Linked DNA regions of Homo sapiens: region 2 is linked to region 1. The links are chromatin loops, found by intact Hi-C in ENCODE. Cell type or tissue: heart right ventricle. All regions are shown on one strand. Each heading gives the region's core, and the rest is flanking DNA. Links, peaks and the distances in the headings are about the cores only.

Evidence for each region. A loop is a pair of places that touch in the nucleus more often than their neighbours do. Peaks named below come from ENCODE experiments on the same cell type or tissue, not always from the same donor. Only the 100,000 strongest peaks of a DNase experiment are listed, where the experiment ranks them.
Region 2: a loop joins it to region 1, with 3 times the contacts of the local background. A loop is called at or near these places in 14 of 110 quality-filtered maps.

What each region holds. Positions count from the first base shown.
Region 1 is chr9:121,318,490-121,321,402 of GRCh38, reverse strand. It overlaps GSN (gelsolin), which reads right to left. Exons shown (of 18, transcript NM_198252.3): 9 at 2,909-2,913; 10 at 2,523-2,738; 11 at 2-135. Among named protein-coding and RNA genes, the nearest start is that of GSN-AS1, 34 kb to the right of the region's middle. In heart right ventricle, for the core only: a CTCF peak has its summit at 1,157 (motif pointing left); DNase peaks (open chromatin) are centred at 212, 1,142, 2,122 and 2,342; H3K27ac peaks cover 2,500 bases.
Region 2 is chr9:121,230,959-121,233,871 of GRCh38, reverse strand. It overlaps a transcript of GSN not described here. Among named protein-coding and RNA genes, the nearest start is that of RAB14, 31 kb to the right of the region's middle. In heart right ventricle, for the core only: no CTCF peak of the experiment used is centred there; no DNase peak of the experiment used is centred there.

The DNA of each region.
Region 1 (2,913 bases), core at 141-2,640:
CCAGTTATAGATTATCTGCCCCTGGCGGCCACCATGGCGGTAGTTGTACAGAATGATGTAGCTGTCGCCTCCATAGAACTGTCCATATGTGGCAGGGTCCACGGGCACCTTGTTGGAACCTTCGATTCTCCAGATCTGCAGGAGCAAAGCTGGAGTCAGATGCTGTGCAGCACCCCCACCCCCCAGCTCAGGCAAGCCAGGAAACCGCAGTGTGGTAGGTTGTGGTTAGGCCATGGGATGAACTTTTAATCACTTGGGCTCGGACTGGAGTTAAATGGTTTGCCCAACTCACAGAGCCACTAGAAGGCAGGGCTGGGACTCTGGGTCAGGGTTCCTGCCTGGGCTCCTCATACCATGCCCTGCCCCAGCCCGTCTGTCCTTCGCTGAGGATCGTCAAGGCAGCTCCAAAGGAATGCAGTACAGTGAGGGGAGGAGCCAGACACAGACCCCAAATCAGGCCCCTCATCCCCTTCCGGGCCATGAGACCTCAGACAACTGGCTTAACCACTCTTAGCCTCAGTTTTCCCATCTGAAAAATGGGGATAATCATAGTACCTACCTCAAAGTACTGTGAGGCTCAAACGAGATTACTCGTGAAAGTCTAGCACAGGGCCCGGCACAAAGGGACTGCTCTGTAGGTGGCAGCTGCTCTTATTGTCATAATTATTATTATTATCTTACTAATATCACCATTACCTCTATTGTTACTGAGCTGCCTGGATTCTTTCTTTTTTTCTTTTTTTTTTTTTTGTTTTTTGAGACGAGGTTTCACTCTTGTTGCCCAGGCTAGAATGCAATGACGCAATCTCGGCTCACTGCAACATCTGCCTCCCGGGTTCAATCAATTTTTCTGTCTCAGCCTCCCGAGTAGCTGGGATTACAGGTGCCTGCCACCATGGCCAGCTAAGTTTTGTATTTTTAGTAGAGACGGGGTTTCACCATGTTGGCCAGGCTGGTCTCGAACTCCTGACCTCAGGTGATCCACCCGCCTCGGCCACCCAAAGTGCTGGGATTACAGGCGTGAGCCACTGTGCTGGGCCTGCCAGGAATTTCATAGGTCACCTGCAGAGGCAGGGACACCACGAGGCAACCTCAGTGTGACCCCTGCTGGCAGGTCTCCGCAGCGTTCTGGTGACACTGCTTTTTCCAAGTGGTCACGAGGCCCGGCAGCGCCACCTGGTGGAGCTATGGAGACACGGAGTCGTCCAAGTCCTGGGAAACAGAATCCTAGAATCTCTGGATTTTGAACATTCTTGAAGGTGATGGAGTGGGATGAAACCCCACTTTACAAGTGAGAAAGTGAAGCTCAAAGAGGTTATGTAACTTGCCCAAAGTCTCACAGTCAGGCTGCCAGGGGTCTTACCACACCGCCCCACCCGAAATATTTTCATTGCATTCTCCCTAGCCACTGAAGCAACAAATGAATGCTAGCACCAAACCAAAAACAATAATATATAAAAATGAACACTTTGTTATTCCTATCATTAGGAACGGAGTCAAGTTTGCCTGAGGCGGATTCTACCTCCTAAACACCTCTGAACCCCACACCCCTCTTCCCCTTCTCCACTGTGACCTTCTTAGTCTCAAGGTCATCATCTTTCCCCTACAGTATTAGAACAAGCTCCTTATAAGCTCTCTACCTTCATTTTCCTGCCTCCAATCCATTTTCTTAGTTTTCTTTTTATTTTTCTTTTATTTATTTTTTAACTGATTTTTTTCTTCTAATGATATCCTGGAGTCATATTCCAACCCATTTTCACAGTGAGTTTCTAAAGCAGGTGGCCGGGCGCAGTGGCTCATGCCTGTAATTCCAACACTTTGGGGGGCCGAGGCAGGAGGATTGCTTGAGCCCAGGAGTTTGAAATTAGCCCGGGCAACATAGCGAGACCCTGTCTCTATTAAAAAAAAAAAAAAAGATAAAGCATAAATCTGAGCCTGTTGCATGTCTGATTTAATAAAAAGAAAAACCCCTCACTAGCACCCACTGGTTAGAGGATCAAGTCTACACCCTTGAAATTGGCATTCAAGGCCCCTCCCTGGGGATGCCATCAGCACTAGCCCCCTGGGATAGCTCCCTCCTTTCCGAACATAGCGAGTCCCTCCTGGAATGCCCATCACTCTCCGCTCTTCCTCTCCGGCAGCAAAGCTCTACTCCTCCTCTGAGACCCAACCCAAAGGTTCCCATCTCTGTGCAGGCTGCCCTGACCAACCACCCCCACTGCTTCCTGTGTCTGCACAATCCCCTGTGCTCCCTCCCATCTTCCACTGATCACACAGGTCTGTGGCTATGGTCAACTCCCCTCCCAGACCAGGCACTCCTCGGGGCAAGGTGGGGCCAAGACACTTGGCTCAGGGCCTGATACACAGGGTGCATTGGCTGTAAAAACTAAGTAACACCAAAGAATCTCAGCTACCAAAGTTGTGCAAACCTCAGAGAGAAACCTCCTTGGGGAAGCAAGAGGCAGTGCATGGGGAAAGTGAGGGAGGGGCCTGGACACACCCACCCCACGCCCTAAACGTACCTGTTTCTGGCCTGTGCCATCGTCATCCATGCCGTGCTGGGCGGCCATGGCAGTGGAGGTGTGCAGGGTGGCGGCGTCGAAGGGCACCCGCTCCACGTTGGCGATATGGCTGGAAAGGTAGGACAAGCCCAGGCCATCTGTCTGGTCTGGGTCCCGCCAGTTCTTGAAGAACTGCTTGAACAGTGGGGTCTCACCGCCCTCAGGAAGGACCGAGACCTGGGGAGGGGAGGCAGAGGAGCAGGATGTGGCTGGGCTGCCCAGCAGGGGTCCCCAGGGGAGCCTCAGATACCCCATCCACACTGAGGGTGGGACACCCGCCCTACTCCAGCCCATCCCCTCCAAACAGGACCCACCCCTTCCCATCCTACCTGGCCTCCAAGACTCACCTGAG
Region 2 (2,913 bases), core at 199-2,698, 88 kb after region 1:
TGCTTCAGGAACGAAGGGGTGGAATTGCTCAAGGTGACACCTAACATCTGCTCTCCAAATGTTAGACTTCCTGTCCTGAGACTCTAGGCCTTGCTAGCTATAGGTTTTAGGGTCTCTTTTGGCTATCTGTTGCTGTACAACAAACCACTCCAAAACTTTGTGGCTTTAAATAGTAAAATATTGTTATCTCTCATGGTTCTATGAGTTGGCTGGGCTCAGCTCAGTGGTTCTTGCTTGGAGTCTCTTACGAGGTTGCAGCCAGTTGCTAGGTGGGGTTGGAACCATCTGAAGGTTTAACTGGACTGGACATCAAAGATGGCATCTTTATTTGACCTCCTGTGCCTCAGTGGTCTTATTCTGTGTGCCTGGCAGAATAGCCTGGATATTTATTTATTTATTTATTTATTTAGATGGAGTCTCGCTCTGTCACCCAGGCTAGAGTGCAGTGGCGTGATCTCAGCTCACTGCAACCTCCACCTCCTGGGTTCAAGAGATTCTCCTGCCTCAGCCTCCTGAATAGCTGGGATTACAGGTGCATGCTACCACGCCCGACTAATTTTTTGTATTTTTAGTAGAGACGGGGTTTCACCATGTTAATCAGGCTGGTCTTGAACTCCTGACCTTGTGATCCACCTGCCTCAGTCTCCCTAAGTATTGGGATTACAGGCATGAGCCACCGCGCCTGGCTTGCCTGGACTTCTTATGTGGCAGCTCTGGGCTCCAAGAGGGAGGAAGAGGAGGTTGTTAGTCTTATTAAAGGCCTACCTCAGAGCTGACAGAGAGCATCACTTCTACCACATATTGTTGGTTAAGCAGTCTCAGGCCAACCCAGTATTCAAGGGCTGAGGAAACACATTTCACCTCTCAACAGAGAAGTGATAGGGAATTTGTAGCCGTCTTTAATCCACCACAAAGCCCAAGGGATGAAAACTTCTATCAGGGGACTCAACAATGGTTCCTCTGAATTGTAAGCTGAGAGTGCCATCGAGCCACTTTGTCTCCTCAGCCACAAAGCAAACATCAAGGAAAGCGGAGGTTCTTGAAAGGAAGTACCCATGAGTCTCTACTTCTATGATCCATGGAGTTTTGGTTTCCGGCCTGCCTGAGACCTAACTGTTGCCTTTCCTTTGGCAGAGTTCTTCCAATCAATTTCACAAACACAAATACTTTTTATTTTCTTGGCTCAGGATAGCAAGATTGAATAAGCTCCATAGATCTGCTGTACAATATTACATCTATAGTCGATGATACCATATCGTACACTTGAAAATTTGTTAAATGGGTAGTCCTCATGTTACGTGTTCTAATCACAATAAAATATATTTTTTAAAAAGGTTGCAAAATTGGAGTCTGCCCCTTAACTGATACGTTCATCCCTATCATGCATACACACATGGCTTTTTACTTATGTAACTCTGCCAAGAGTGCCTGAGGCTGTGAAAAAGGGATAACTGACTAACCAGCCCCACCAGATAAATCAGAAGCCTGGCTTTAATCTATACAGACTAATAATTTTTGCAATCATAGTGAGGGCCCTAAGGTGTCAAGAAGATTTTCAATCACATTTCCTAGATTTCCTCATTACATAAATGTTTCCTAAGATCCCACCAGATGCCACACCCTGTGCTCAGCACTGGACAGTCATGAAGCAGGTCCAGTCCCTGACCTCAAGGAAAACCAGTCTACATTGTACCACATTATAACAAGTTAGGTTTGGGATTATCAAATCTTCTGGTCTCTCCCATCACTTCCTCCCATATTAATCTGGAATAGCTGCAAATGCTTTTATATACATATATATATTTGAGACAGAGTCTCGCTCTGTCACCCAGGCTGGAGTGCAGTGGCATAATCTCAGTTCACTTCAACCTCCGCCTCCTGGGTTCAGGCAATTCTCCTGCCTCAGATTCCCAAGTAGCTGGATTTACAGGCACCCGCCACCATGACTGGCTAATTTTTATATTTTTAGTAGACACGGGGTTTCACCATGTAGGCCAGGCTGGTCTCAAACTCCTGAGACCGCTTTGGCACCCCAAAGTGCTGGGATTACAGGTGTGAGCTACTGCACCTGGCCTGCTTTTATATTTTTAAGATTAAAATTTTTTCCCATCTTTCCCTTCTCTCTCTCTTTTTCATGATTCCCCATCTTTAAAACAATAGAAGCCTGCCTGCTACATCACCACGAGAGCTCATACTGTAGGACTCTGTGGTCACTCTGTTGAAAATTTGCAGCACTTTCTCTTCCCTCTTCCCAGCTCTCAGTTGAATTGGCTGGAGTTCTGATACCCACTGACATTACTGTTATTTTGTTTTTTGTTTTTTCTTCTTCTTCTTCAAAATCATGTCTGAAGTTAATTACAGCTTCAAAGGGCTTTTCTGGTCAGTTTCTTCAGTTGAGGCAGTTGGTTCTGGGCTGGCTCGGTCTCCGCTACCTTCACCCAGTTCTTATTTGAAGTGTAGAGTCCTTGGTAGATAATATTAACCTAAGGCTTTCACGAGTTATCAAAGATAGAGAAGAAGGAAATCCTTTACAAGGATAGAAAAGAAGAAAAAGAAATCCAAAGTCACCTGCTTTCCTCCCAATGACATTTTCCATGGAAGGAATGCCGTTTGCTGATGAGAGTACTCTTCCACCTTCACAAGGCTCTGCAGCATTGTGGAGCGTTTTTCACAGCGAGCTCTTCTTTCTCCTTCTAAACAGTGTGACCTATGGAAAAGGACAAACATGGAGGTCAGAGAGTGCCTGATGGAATCCCAGCTTTGCTTCTCGTTGGCCCTGGACTGCCAATTGATCATGTACTAAAGGAGGAGTATAGCGATGCTTACCCTTTGGTTTTAGCGTTAGGAATGTGATTACCCTGCACGTAGTAGGTGCTCATGAAATCCATTGAGTGATGCTGTGAAGTTTGCAGT